Linked DNA regions of Mus musculus: region 2 is linked to region 1. Evidence: chromatin loops called from intact Hi-C (ENCODE). Cell type or tissue: left cerebral cortex. All regions are shown on one strand. Links, peaks and the distances in the headings refer to the core of each region. The heading gives the core; the rest is flanking DNA.

The links. Hi-C counts contacts between places; a loop is a spot of excess contacts. Peaks named below come from ENCODE experiments on the same cell type or tissue, not always from the same donor. Only the 100,000 strongest peaks of a DNase experiment are listed, where the experiment ranks them.
Region 2: a loop joins it to region 1, with 2.4 times the contacts of the local background. A loop is called at or near these places in 5 of 42 quality-filtered maps.

What each region holds. Positions count from the first base shown.
Region 1 is chr2:19,755,585-19,763,252 of GRCm38, forward strand. No RefSeq gene overlaps it. Among named protein-coding and RNA genes, the nearest start is that of Gm24670, 68 kb to the left of the region's middle. In left cerebral cortex, for the core only: a CTCF peak has its summit at 3,705 (motif pointing right); DNase peaks (open chromatin) are centred at 3,746 and 4,249.
Region 2 is chr2:19,905,229-19,912,896 of GRCm38, forward strand. It overlaps a transcript of Etl4 not described here. Among named protein-coding and RNA genes, the nearest start is that of Gm24670, 220 kb to the left of the region's middle. In left cerebral cortex, for the core only: a CTCF peak has its summit at 4,364 (motif pointing left); DNase peaks (open chromatin) are centred at 3,640, 4,484 and 5,016; H3K4me3 peaks cover 1,853 bases; H3K27ac peaks cover 1,702 bases.

The DNA.
Region 1 (7,668 bases), core at 2,280-4,779:
CCATCCGTCCTTTCATCCATCTATCCCAGTATCCACTGAGTCCATTTACTGATGCCTGTATTGCACACAGATGTGGGACCATCCACCTGAGCATGAATAAGCTATCAGGGATCTACATCCCTGAAGCAAACAGGCTCTTTCTGCAGCAGTATCAGTATCAGCAGTATCAGTTGCCCCTCAGCATCTGGTGGGACTTCATGAGCCCTCCACCAACCACAAGCCTTCTCCCATCCATCTTTGGGTTTTGGCTGGGTTTATCTTGTGCAGGTCTTGTGCATGCAGTCCCTGCTACAGTGAGTTTGTGTGATATGCTTTCATTCATGGCCAGCAAATACTGTTTGGCTATACATCCATCCACTTGGGTCTCACAATATTTCTGCCCCCTCTTCTCTGACGAGCTCTGAGCCTTATTGAGGGGCAATTACTACTTGGGCTGCAAGTACTTAGTACTCATGTTCTCATCAAGTTGGTAAGAGATATTTTCCTAGTCTCTCTCTGTCTCTGTCACAGTCTCTGTCTCTCTCCCTCTTTCTTCTTTCTGTCTCTCTCTCTCTCACTCTCTGTCCCTCTCCTCTCTTTCCTCTCTCTCACTCTCTGTCCCTCTCCTCTCTTTCCTCTCTCTCTCTTCTCTCTCATCTCAGGTATTGATTTCCTGTTTTCCTGAGGATCTAAGATTATAAATCACCAATTTGTCTCTTTAAGCTATTGAAAAAAAAAGTTACTACTTCCTTCAAGCTTCTGTGGTATCTGCTATAGGAGACTCTGCTATGGTCTGAATCGTTACCCCCACCCCCACCCCCCTCTCTCTCTTTCTGGGATATTTTCAAGACTAATTTTCAGAACTTTGCGGATAATTATGTTATGTTCTGGTCTACTCAGCTTCTCAGATCTGAACTTTCTATCTCCTACCAAATTCTTCCCACACTCACTCTTTGAGCCCCACTTCCTGTCTTCCTCTGGAATGCTGATGTCAGGTTCCTTCTAGTTCTAGTGTCTTCAGTGCTGTCTCCCTGCTTGCTGACTGTGTGTCCCTTCCCTTGCTGATGAGCGAGCCCCAGCTTAGGCTTTCTATTTCACTTGTGTTTTTCATATCTAGACTTTTCATTTGACTAGTGGGGTTTTTTTTTAAATAAATCTTTGTTTTTCTTGCTCAAGCTTTCTACATTTTTAATTGTATTTACATTTTTTAAAATCAGTCCTTTGAGACACTTGTATTTTGGCTGTTTCAAATATGTGCCAGTAGCCAGGTGTGGTGGTACATACCTTTAAATATGTGCCAGCAATTCCAACATTTGTCTCATGTGCTGGTTTCTATTGATTGTATTTGGCCTTCAGTTTGAGATCTCCCCGATCTTTGGGAAACTAGGCAGCATTTCTGACTGAAGTCTGGTTGTTCAGACAGTGTCAGGATGCTCAGTGAACACTTCTTCCATTTTAGCTGGCAGATTTTGCCATTGTACTGGCAGACAGGGTGAGCTTGCTGGATTGGACTGCCAGGTGCAGTGGGGTTGGCTCCTTGGCTTCTGTTGATACCTGCAGGGGACGCTTCTTGCTCTAGCAGGGCAGGGGAGAGTTACAGTTCTGAAAGTGCAGGAAGACCAGCCCCACTCAGTCCTGGTGAGACAGCTAACTCTCCATCTCCTTGATGTCTTCTAATCTTACCATTATCTCACCCCAGTATATTCAGGGGTCTTTGGTTGCTTGTTTTGTTTTGTTTTGAGACAGACTTGATATCACAATTCTCCTGACCCAGCCTCCCAAGCGGTACAATTGTAAGACACATTTAAAGTCATCTTCATATCTAGGAAATGGCCTTCCTTGGTGAACTTCCTGGGTTTCTAATTCTAGCGTCTTTCCCAGGGGTTAATTATTTCCCCTGGGGAGATCGTCCCCTGGTTCTTTTCTCCCTGACAAAATTCCAGTGCTACAGCTGAATTTTCTCTCAGCTTTCTTTGCTTGTTCCTATTTCTCCCATTTACCATGACCCAACTACTGTGTGCTTCAGTGTTAGCTCTTTACTCTTGAAATGTGCACTTTTGTCTTGTTTACTTTCCTCACAACATTTCACTTGTAAAAAACAGCCTAAATAGGGCTAAGTTCCAGTGCGGGAAAGCAAGTGTGTGCACCTCGAGCTGTAGTTTCTTCCTGTGCCCACACAGTGTGTGTGTGCATGTATCTCAAGTTTCCTGGGAAGGGATCAATAAGGAACTACTGAAGAGCTGACTTTTAATACTCAAATCCATTTCCTCCAAGGAAAGGAAATAGTGCAAAAGCATTTTAGATCCGATTTCTCTGTCTCAGCCACTTGGTTGGTATGTTGGCAATTGGAGCTATAAATAGGTCAACTCTGCTGGGAGCATCTTAGAGAAACATCAGGAAATGACTGCTTTGTTTATGGCGTTTTGGAAATTAGCATGCAAGCAACAGAGTTCATCGCTAATTTCTCTTTGGCAAATATTCCACCATGGAAATTGTCACCCCTTTATCACTCTCTGGAATTCTCAGAGGTGTCCCTTTAATTAATGCCCTTCTCCCTTGCTCCGTATACGCTCACACTTTCTGGATGGCAAAATGGGATTTAAGTGATTGATTAACAAGTTCTGCTAATGATTTTGATTAGCTCTATTTGTTTTGCATGTAATTATCTTCTCTCAGTAATTAGAATTTAGTCACAGTATTCATACTTGATATAATTTTGGATAAAGATTTCCATAATTAAATTCAGATATATTTATAATTTCTAAGCAATTATTGAACAATTTATCAAAACCTATACCAAATTCTGCCTTCTGGTGGGAAAAATGATTTGTTTTAAAATAAGAAATAGCTGTGGCTCATATGAGCAACTGATAACATGAATTTATTATGCTCTTAAGAATCATGTTTCCCTGACAAATTATTTGCAGGATAAAACGGATATTAATGTGGGAACAGTATTAATTTCTTCAGAGAGACTTAAATGGGTTGGCTTTTGAATCACTGTATTATATTCATCTCTTTTTTTTGAATCCTAATTACACCCAGTATCTGGTTTCTGGAAAAAGATCCTGGTTATCCTCATCTGCCTCGGCTCATGGTCCTCAAGAAATCATTGTATTTCTGGGCTACAGCATCCAGAGCCTGTCTGGAAAGGCCTGCCTTTATCCCCTTAGGGGAAGTGAAGGAGTTTTCTGGATTTATTTAGGTCAACTGCAGAGCCAGGGCTGAGCAGGGCATTCACTGGTCCACCCTTGAGTCTCTGGTAAACCTCAGAGCTCCCAGGTCCTGGGAGAAAAGCAGAAGTACCAGGTGCTCAGGCTAGGATGAATTTTTGGGAAGTCATGGTTCCTTCCCTGCAGGGCCAAGGATAGAAACAACTCTTGACATTCCGTCAGCCAAATTCTTTGGTACATTCTCCTATAAACTATTTTCTCCAGCTTCTTCAAGAGCATCCTAACTGGCTATGCCTTTCTTTTAGTTATAAAGCCTTTAAAAGAATTGAACTACACATTCCTTTACTTATAATGTGCCTTCACTGGCATTCCCTTTGGAATTTGATTAAAGCAGCCACACAAAAATTTTCTATGATTTAATAGTGGATATAGAGTAATCTAAACTAAAACTCATGGTGACACGATTCCATTAGAGACCCATGAAGGACCCCACATTAGTGTTTAATCTGTCACCTGGTTCTGGTGAGTGGCACCTTATAATCAGGTAAAACTGCCACCAGGGGGCTCATCAAAGCCTAAAATTGCTATCTGAACAGTTTCACTCCTTTCCTCTTGGCTTTCCCACAGCAGTCTCTGCAGACTGTGACTGCTGATAAGCTGAGTGGGACTGGAAGTCAACAACACAGAGGTGTTGTTTAAAGATCAGCGTGGCTTGCCACATGCATCCTTTGGAGTGTTTGTGTGTGTGTGGAGTGGGGTGGGGTGGGGAGGAGGGTGTCAAACATTTGGGTCTCAGTGGCTGAAGCAGGTTCTCTTTCTCTGTCACTTAACCAAAACAAACAAAAAGCAGAGCGGCCTGCGGGGGGGGGGGGGGGGAGCTGATGAATTTTCCTTATAATTTATTTCTAAATTTTGAACTTCAAATCAGCTCTTTGTTACTCTGCAGGCTTCTGCTCAGCAGAGTCTTTGCTGATGTGATCTCCACTAAGCGGGATGAATCTTGCAGCCGCAGCACCGTGTGCAACTCTGAGAACCAGCTGCTTGGAGCCTGCTCTGCCTGTCTGTGTGGGTATGTGGCCTGTTTTATCCTAAATTAAGCTTCACATCATGGAATTATCCACCTCACACCCTGAAGCAAGGTTACTGGCTGATCCCCAGCACAAAAACAAACTGCTTTCCTGCTGTGTGTTCTGTCATTGCTCACAAACTGGGAAATCCTTGCTCAACTCTCTGTTCTTCGGGACACACCATTTTTCACTTCTTTTTTTTTATTATGTATTTTTTAATTAGATATTTTCTTCATTTACATTTCAAATGCTATCCCGAAAGTCCCCTATACCCTCTCCCCCACCCTGTTCTGAAACCCACCCCTCTTCCTGGCCCTGGCATTCCCCTGTACTGGGGCATATAATCTTCGCAAGAACAAGGGCCTCTTCTTCCATTGATGGCCTACTAGGCCATCCTCTGCTACATATTCAACTAGGGACACAAGCTCTGGGGGGTTACTGGTTAGTTCATATTGTTGTTCCTCCTGAAGGATTGCAGACTCCTTTAGCTCCTTGGGTCCTTTTTCTAGCTCTTTCATTGGGGGCCCTGTGTTCCATCCAATAGATGACTGTGGGCATCCACTTCAGGCACTGGCATAACCTCACAAGAGACAGCTATATCAATAAGACAAAAAGGCCACCAACAGTTTGGGAAAGGATCTTTACCAATTCTAAATCCAATAGGGGACTAATATCCAATATATACAAAGAACTCAAGAAGCTGGACTCCAGAAAATCAAATAACCCTATTAAAAATGAGATACAGAGCTAAACAAAGAATTCTCAACTGAGGAATACCGAATGGGTGAGAAGCACCTGGAAAAATGTTCAACATCCTTAATCATCAGGGAAATGCAAATCAAAACAACCCCGAGATTCCACCTCAAACCAGTCAGAATGGCTATGATAAAAAATTCAGGTGACAGCAGATTCTGGAGAGGATGTGGAGAAAGAGGAACACTCCTCCCTTGCTGGTGGGATTGCAAGCTTGTACAACCACTCTGGAAATCAGTCTGGTGGTTCCTCAGAAAATTGGACATAGTACTACCGGAGGATCCCGCAATATCTCTCCTGGGCATATACCCAGAAGATGTTCCAACTTGTAATAAGGACACATACTCCACTATGTTCATAGCAGCCTTATTTATAATAGCCAGAAGCTGGAAAGAACCCAGATGTCCCTCAACAGAGGAATGGATACAGAAAATGTGGTACATTTACACAATGGAGTACTACTCAGCTATTAAAAACAATGAGTTTATGAAATTCTTAGGCAAATGGATGGATCTGGAGGATATCATCCTGAGTGAGGTAACCCAATCACAAAAGAACACACATGGTATGCAGTCACTGATAAGTGGATATTAGCCCAGAAACTTAGAATACCCACGATACAATTTGAAAAATATATGAAACTCAAGAAGAAGGAAGACCAAAGTATGGATACTTCATTCCTTCTTAGAATGCAGAACAAAATACCCATGGAAGGAGTTACAGAGACAAAGTTCGGAACTGAGATGGAAGGAAGGACTATCCAGAGACTGCCACACCTGGAGATCCATCCCATAAACAGCTACCAAACCCAGACACTATTGCATATGCCAGCAAGATTTTGCTGACATTTTTCACTTCTTGATTTTGTCATGGTTAATCTGAGAAAATGTTTGTTGCTCATTTTTTCCCTTCCCTCCTCTTCTCCTCCCTTCTCCCTTGCCCTCCCCCTTTCACTCCCCTTTCCCTCCCCTCCCTTCCCCTCCCCTCCCCTCCCCTCCCCTCCCCTCCCCTCCCCTTCCCTTCCCTTCCCTTCCCTTCCCTTCCCTTCCCTTCCCTTCCCTTCCCTTCCCTTCCCTCCCTCCCACCCCCCTCCTCCTTCTTCTTCCTCTCTCTCTCTTTTTCTTTTCCCACCACAAACTGGTTAGAGTACTTGTTACTTTTTCTGATCATTATGGCAAAACACCAGACAGAGACAACTTAAGGGAGAAAGGGTTGTTTTGTTTTGTTTTTGGATCATGAGTTCATGGTGTTCAGTCCACATGACAGGGAATGGTGGTAGCTAAACAGTTCTGTCCTGGTTTTTGGTAATCTCTTGGTTTTCATCTTTTTGAAGGCAAGAATTCAGGCCAAAGACATTGTTTGAGCAGAAGTTTATTCAACAAAACCAAGTAAAGCATATATTACAAAGGAAGGCTGCAGTAGGAGTCCCCAAGAGGGCATCGGCCATGTGGGTTCTATGTTGTAGATTTTAAAGATGATTTAATGAACATTTATGAGGTCTGTGGCATATTCATGGGGTGCTGTGATCCCTTCCTAAAGTCTTCTCTTTTTGGGTATTGCTCCCATGATCTTCTAGAAACGTCCACAAAAGGTGGAGAGGGGGTTATCCAGATTATAGTACAAGTGATATAATGAGGTCGTGTCTGTTAGGGATGAAGACCCTTTATCATGTGCATGGCTGGGAAGATGCCCTGATAACTTACCTTCTATTTTGGTGGGGACACCCTAACTGCAGTTTAAAGCATGTTTAACAACAAAAGAACATTCTGACCATCAGAAAGCCCAGCTACTAAGTTGCAGAAACAGTTCTCCTCATATCTAACTCCTTTTCTGTCTACTATCATTGTTAGTTGTGTGAGGCAGAAGTCCCTCAGACATGGTAAGTCAGCAATCAGAACTAGACAGGAAGCATGGTTAGGTTATATCCCTCAAAGACCCACCCCTACTGATATATCTCTACAGGGTACTTGGTTGGCCAAATGGTCTCATTTATTGTTTTCTTTCTGCCAAGGGAGGTTGGTATAACATTTAATTTCTATAAGATTGTTTTTCTCAGTTGAAAATGAAGATCATGTAAGTAACCATCTCCCAGGATCTTAGAGAGGATTAAATGAAATAATGATTGTAAAATGTTGAAAATTAGTCTCATATCAAATGTCCTGCTGTTCAAATTGTGATAATTGTTATTAGAAGCTAGAATCCTCATTTCTGTTGAGGAGTATAAACCAGTAAAACCATTCAGAGTAAGCATTTGACATGCTAATGCCTTTCTTATGTTCCCACAGTTGATTTAATCATTCTACTTCAAGAAATTTCTTGTTAGCAGACAGGATATGTATATGTATATGATGTATATGTATTTGCATATATATATATGGAATGGAATTTTTATGGGGTCAAAACCAGAAAAAAATTTGCTATCTCACAGTGAGGGAAATGTTAAAATGACAAGTTATATAACCTTTGTCAGAAAAGCTTCTTTTTGTGGCAAATAGTAATTAATACAGAGACTAAATATTTGGTCAAAATGTCAAGTATGAGCAACTGTGAGTACTCAGCTGTGGTGAATCATCTACACACATCCCTCCCTCCTGTTCTGAGACTCAGGGAATGTGGCAGAAGAGTTGGCAAAAAAAAAAATATGAAAGCTGGCAGATGGGGAGGAGATCGTGAAACACTGACTTCCAGACACAATA
Region 2 (7,668 bases), core at 3,102-5,601, 150 kb after region 1:
ATTTCATAGACAAATGTAAACACACATATACAAATATTCTCCATACATGCACAAACATATGTTAATATTATAAGCTGTATGTTAAATGGATTTCAGAAGAATTTCAGGAAGCTAAGTAGTATGTGAAAAATATTCTGTTTTTTCTTCCTTTAAATAATGGTGTTTGTAACCCTATAGGAGGAACAACAATATGAACTAACCAGTACGCCTCCCCCCCCCCCCCGCCAGAGCTCATGTCTCTAGCTGTATATGTAGCAGAAGATGGCCAAGTAGCTCATCAATGGGAGGAGAGGTCCTTGGTCTTGTGAAGATTATAGGCCCCAGTACAGGGGAATGCCAGGGCCAGGAAGCAGGAGTGGATTGGGGAGTAGGGTGGGCTTGGGGAACAGGGTAGGGGGACAGTATAGGGGACTTTTAGGATAGCATTTGAAATGTAAATGAAGAAAATATCTAATAAAAAGATTCAATAACAAAAAAAATGGTGTTTGGCTTGGGGGACATTTTGTTTAGTTTATTTTTCCAAAAGGGTTTTGTTACAGAGTTCAAATTGATCATGACTCTTCGGCCCTCCCACCTCTAGCTCCCGAATGCTGGGATTCTAGGCATGTATTACCAGGACTAGCTTTGCCTTTGTCCTTTCATGCACACGCTCTTTCTAATTGGTATAGAAGGTGAGAAGTTGCTTCAAAGACCATGGGAGCTTATTCTTCCTAGGAGATAGCTTCTAGAATGATAGAGCCAAGTTTCTCCATAATTTTGCCAGCATATGTTTGCCATTTTGGTTTAGGAATATTAATAGCTAATATTAATCATATACTGTGGTGCATCATATGAAAAAGCAGTATGTTAAAGCTGTACTTCCTACCCAGGATCCTCTGGTTCTGACTCCCTAAGGGTTCTTATGTCTTTGTTAGTATAGTTGCAGATTGCCGTGTTTGTTCTGGGGTAGAGAGTTTGTTCTCTATCCGGTTCCTATAATGTGCTTGGTACTTGAACTACTTGGATAACATAGTCTGTGCTGGGAGCACAGTCACAGAACACTGGACTCTGACCTGATAGATTTGGACTGTGGCTCCTCTCACAATGGTTGGGGAGAAGTTCAGGGTAAGAAGAGTTGACCTTTTCTCCTTGCTTATCAGCAATAGCTATACCCTGCTGATGGGTGTGCTACACTCTACATAATAAAAAATGTTTGTCATGCATTTTAGACAGTCCAGCCATGGTGTAGAAAATAACAGGATTTCCCTTTTAAGGCTGAATTATATCGTTTTTGTGCTATCATTTCTTTTAGGTTATTCCTAAACCATGCATATTATTAATAATCCTGCAATGAGCATGGAGGAGACACAGGCATTGTTATGAGAGATTGAGTTCATCTTTTTCAGCTATATACCTGGGATATGGATTGAGGGGCATATGGTATTTCTACTGTTATTAACTGTAAAAATATTTTTCATAATGACTGCATCTAATTATATTCCTACCAATATGGTACAAGGTTCTCCTTTTTCTTACACCCTTATTCATAGTTATTGTCATTTGTCTTAACAAATATAAGGTGATATCTTATAGTAATATTAATTTAGATTACATTTGATATTCAATGATGTTGAGCATCTTGACCCATACTCTCTGGACTTGATTTTTAGACTTACTGTTAATTTTTATTTATGTGGGGTAGGAAGAGTGCTGGTGGTGATGTATATATAGCTCATGTGTGCAGGTACCTATGGGTAACAGAAGATGGTGCTGGATCCCTTGCAGCTAGACTTACATGTGGTTGTGAGCAGCCCAGTGTGGGTGCTAGTAACCCAACTCAGGTTCTCGGGAAGACTAGAAAGCATTTTTAACTGTAAAGTATCTCTCCAGTTCACTTTCTAGCCTTAAAAACAAACAAACAAACAAAAAGCTCATGTTTTCTTTGGAGAAATGTGTGTTTAGATCCTTTGTTAATTTTTTTAATTGGGTCATTTGTTTATCTGCTACTGAGTTATAAAGACACTTCATAGATTGGATGGTAACCCATATCCATTATGCATGGTCCAGAAGCTTTTCAGTTTGATATTGTTCCATTTATTGATCTTTGCTCTTGAAACTCAAGCTTTCAATATAATATTGAAAAAAAGTTGATGGCCACATATCACTGGTCATAGACACTGTCAAGGAATCCATGTCCTGTCCCCTTCTTTGGGCTTCAGGCCTCATCTTAAGTCTTTTGTCCACTCTCATCCAACTTTGTGTGGTGTTAAGGGTCAGACTTCCTTCTTTTGGTTGTGTATCCAGTTCTGTTCTGCCAGCACTATTTATTGAAGGCCTCTCCAGTTCTTGTCAGTCCTCTTGCTGTGTCTGGGGTTGGGGATCACTGATTGAGGATCTGTGCTTGGGGTCCTTTCTGGTTCTTGGCTTTGTTCCAATCATCTTCCTATTTGAAAGCCAGATTCTTCATTGTAGTCATATTATACTCTTTAAAAACAATCCAGGGAAGCTTTACTAGACCCTATGCTGAATCCCAAGAAAAGCAAACCAATGCCCACTGGGGAATGGCTTATAAGCTTGGAAGGAAGACAGACATGCAAACAACCAATCACATCAACATATACACATGGCTGACCTCCAGGTGTGCACAAGATGCAATGCAAAATAAAGGAAGGAGCTGCTTGTGTCTGTCATGTCAAATGGACAAAATTTGCTGAGGACATGTCAGCCATACTGTCACAGTAGCTGACAGGGCATCACTAACTTCCTGCATTAAACACATGCAAACAAAATCATGGCCCAGCTTGGAAGGTTCACAGCTGTCACTTTTCAATTTTGTTTTCAAATCACTAATTTGTCAATGGCTTGCTTATTTCCACACTATTAATCTGAATTGGCATTTTCAGGGAACGGTGACTCCTACGGAGAAATTATGCTTTCGAAACTCACATAGCTGGGATCTGGTTATGTAAGACTTTCATGGTGTCACCGTGCTTTCAAAATAACACCTTAAAAAATAGGTCAGTTCCAGAAGAACATGGCGGCTGATGGCCCTATGTCCCTCTCTGCTATTCCCTGCTCTCATTAGGAGAATGTTGTATCTTTACGCTTTAATTATGCTATTTGTTTGTGGACCCAGCCTGTGGTTATTGAGGATATCCATCATTTTACCTGATTAGCTAGATTTCCAATGTTTAAATGTGTGAGTTTTAAAAATTAGTAAACCTAACACAGTAGCATGGTTCCTACTCTTGCTTCTGTTTAGTCCATTGGAGAACTGGGATTGGGGCTTCTTTACTGAACTCACTTCCAAAACTTTAGAAAGTTGGATATATATATATATATATATATATATATATATATATATATATATATATATATATATATATATAACATCTTGAAACTGAGAATAATTTTATCTCTTTCAATTCCTTCTTCCTAGTCTCCGTTGAAAAGATTTTAATGAGTATGAGCACATCGGCGATTAAATGGTGTCTCGATACAGGAAGGAAGATGCTTGCAGTTAAATTTCACTGCCTCTCACCAGGACAAAATTGCTGGCTGCGGGAGCAGTCACTGCAGCGCTCCTGAGCTGGACGCCAAGATACTGGCAGCAGATCCGGCCTGGACTGGAGCGCAGCAGCGCATTGCACACTTCGCTCCTACCAGGGAGTCCTCCCTCAGCCTGCAGTCAGCTCCTAGCTGGCCATGGGATCTGGGAGGAGTGTAGAGTGCAGGAAAAAAAAAAAAAGTATACTAAGGGGACAAGTGCTCCAGGAATAACCTTTCTCCATCCCAACACAAAGGCAATTTCGGACAAGGAGGAAAGTCTTGCAAGGCTGCAGAGACAAGAAGTTAGTTTCACCCTTGACAACAAACAGCAAGGGAATCTTGCTCAGAATCCTCACGCTAGTCGGGCAGACTTTGACCTAGGACCTAGAGGATGACCCTCACACTCCTCGCCCTTGACCACTTTTGCTCAGGGCACCTTCTCCCAGTTTCTGGCCATAATTCCCCCAGGCTCATAAAAAGAAGTAAGTTAGGTGGGGACCAACAGCTGCAGTGATCACTCTGTAACAACTAGAGGCTCAAAAGCTCGCTCCCGGTAGGGAACTAGCAGCCAGAGCCAAGGCTGAGAGCTCCCAACTCTACCCAGACTGTTACTGGAGAGTAAGCTGCGCTGTCCCATGGTGGTTAACCCCCTTTGCCTCCTGCGCAGCTTTTAAGAAGGAGTCCTGTGCATCCTACAAACTTCTAATGCATCCTTTGCAACTCGGACCTCTCCCACCACCCTCACTGCTACCTCGATCTGTCTCTCTCTTGGTCTCCTCCAAACTCAGCCCCAACTGGGAAACGAGCGCCCCCAGCTGTTCACTGTAGCCCTTCAGCACCGCTTTGCGAAAGCTTAGATTTCGGATCCAGCTGCGTTTCCTCCCAGTCCTCAGCCCTGCGGGGCACACGCTCGCGTGCACACTCACACACTCACACTCCAGCATCCTCGCTCACCGCACCCCACCCTCTGCTGCCGCCGCTCCTCCGTGGGGCGGGAGGGAGGGCAGGTGACGTCAGGACTGCAGTCCGGAGGAGAGCGACGGGAGAGGGCTGTGCGCTCCTTGCTAAGGATGCTGGAGGCGCACTCGGGCAGCCACCGCTCCCGCGCTCCTCCCTGTCACGATGCGCGCCCGCGGAGGAGCCTCGCCAACCTCCAGGTGACTTGAAAGTCGTCTCCCCAGGAGGACGGAGAGGGTGCTGCAGTCCTGGCATGCACTAAAACTGCAAGTCGGACAGAAACAGCCCAGTCGAAGAGCGAGGCACACGGGGCGCAGTGCCCCAGCACAGCATCCCAGGGCTGCTAAAGGTAGCGGAGGCTCAAGCTTGCAATAAGATCTCCGTGCTGGACCCGGACACAGGGCACTCTTGCCACCGAAAGACTCATTTTTCCCTTCTTGCGCATTTCGCAGTCGTAGCTGGCCTGGGGAATGCGAGCATGGTGGAGGCTTCCTTCGGGTCGCCCAGAAGCAGCTGCCAGTGGGAGAGCTAGCGGAGAGGAGCGGGGGCGGCAGCCTCGGCCCGAAGTAAGTGCAGCAGAAGTTTGCGTCGCTTCCCCTGCCGCTCCCCTTGAGCGAGTGGGTAACACATCTCCTCCCTCTGGCTCCCAGAAACCCGAAGGGAGACTTATCAAGGAGTCTCTGAGCGGGAAAGCAATCCTCTCCAGAGGAGGCAAGTACCAGAAAGGATGCCATTTGGATGCTGGGGTGCAAAGGTTGGAGACCCCCATGTGGGTGGGCTGATGAGTCAGAAAAGAGCCTGACCCTGGAGATCTCAGAAGGGAAAGGGTTTCAGGAAAGGGAGGGAGAATGGAGTCACACCTATGCTTGGCATGCACTCCTGGAATGTGGAGGCAGGGGGATTAACAGAGGTTAGAAAGCCCCATACTGAGAGTCCCCTTGGTTTGCACTGAAGAGCGTGCAATCTGTGATAGCTGGATGGGGGGAGGGAGGAGGGAGGGAGGGAGGGAGGGACGGGGGGGGGAGAGAAAGAGAGAGAGAGAGAGAGAGAGAGAGAGAGAGAGAGAGAGAGAGAGAGAGAGAGAGAGAGAGAGAGAGAGAGACTGGTCCCAAGACAACGTGCTGGAGAGAGGGGATTCTCGGAGTCAGAACACTGTGTGGTTTGGGCCATCTGAGGTGCTGCACAGAGGCAACATAAATGGAAGGAGGAACAGGGTGTGACGCTTCGGTCGCCACAGTTGGTGATGAGTGTTTCTGGGGTCTCAGTTGCTAGATTCTGAAACAGGGCAGCTACTGAGGGTGACCGAGTGACTCATGTGGGGTGATGGACAGGAGCGGATCTGGGCTTTGCTTTTGACCCTCTGCTCTCTTGCGAGGGCTTCTCAGCCTTCTTGTTCCCAGCTGCTGAAGATCTGGATGACACCTGGTTTGCTCAAAAGAGACCCTTGGGATTTTGCTCACTTGCTGTCTGGCGGGATCAAATCCCTTTGACATTCGTTTCTCTAGCTGTATTCTCCCAAAGATGTTTTAATTCTTTAACAGACCAAACTTATAAATGGTTTAAAAAAAAAAAAAAAGTTAAGGAGCTGAGTCCCACCTGGTCAGAGGCCTGCAGAGGGCGTACACAGAGACGCAAGTGAGTTTGCTGGTCTCATCTCAGGGAATATTACCTTAAATATAATCAAGTGCTTTCAAGAGGGTATCTTCTCTGAGAATATGACTAAGTGGGAAAACAAAATCCCACTTAGATTTGATATTGAGGACGATGCTTTCAGGGAAAAAAATAGTAAAAAGCTGTTCCCAGTAAATTTTTTTTTTAATTCATCCGTAAGTCACCCAATCTCTTTTACCAATTCACTCACACAAAACACATAATGTAGCCGATCTTTTCCTCAGCATTGCACGGAATGCTGGACAACAGAAACGGTTGATGCACAATCCACCTTATAGCTGATAAGGGAAAACATGAGGAGAAATAGATGTTTTATAGTATGCGGCTGTACTACATTTTAACTCTATTGACTGACAACCCTGCTCACTGGCAGTGTGGCCCAGTGTCAGCCGGATTGTGTCTTCCTTGAAGGCTGGGGCACTATCAGTTATCTTTGATACTCAAAAATAGCATGCCAAGTACATATTTTGCCATCAATAAGTACTGCAGATTAGTACCTTCATGGATGGATTCTTCATAGCTAAAAGTATCCTATAGGAAGGATACTATCTGGGGAGACAAAAAAGGGGAGGAATGAGTCAGAAGGGGAAGGGGAAACTGGAGAGGACAGAAGGGGGAAAGAACTTAGGGCCCTAAACATTTGAAGATATTTAGTACATGCATGCAAGGAGGGAGTCTTAGATAGAGTTTTACTGCTGTGAACAGACATCATGACCAAGGCAGCTCTTATAAGGACAACATTTAATTGGGGTTGACTTACAGGTTCAGAGGTTCAGTCCAGGATCAATAAGGCAGAGCATTGCAGTGTTCAGGCAGGCATGGTGCAGGAGGAGTTGAGAGTTCTACATCTTCATCCTAAGGCTGCCAGGAGAACTCTGACCTCTAAAAAGCCAAGAAGAGGGTTAAAGCCCAAACTCACATTGGCATACCTACTCCAACAAGGCTATACCTCCAAATAGTGCCACTCCCTGGGCTAGACATACTCAAACCACCACATTCCATTCCCTGGCTTTCATACGCTTTTTCAAACATGAGCCTATGGGGGCCATACCTAAACATAGCATAATGCAAAATACATTTAGTCCAACTTCCAAAGTCACCATAGTCTATAGTAGGCTCAACAATGTTAAAAGTTTAAAGTTCAAAGTCTCTTTTGAGATTCATCCAATCACTTAACTGTAATCACCAAAGCAAGTCAGGAAACCAGCTGGGCAAACTCCAAACTCTGCATCTCCATGGCAGATGTCTAAACGGTCTTCAGATGTCCACTCCCTTTTCATCATCTTCGTTGACTGAAACAAACTTCTTCCTTCTGGGATGGTTTCACTTCCTGTTAGGAGCTATCCTCAGCAGATATTCCATGGCTCTGGCATCTCAAACACCTTGGAGTCTCCAAGGCAACTTCAACATTTTGGCTTCTTGTTTCAATGTTTGGGATCCACACATGATCTTCTGGGCTTCTCCAAAGGACATGGGTCACATCTCTAGCTCTGCTCTCTGTAGCATTCTATA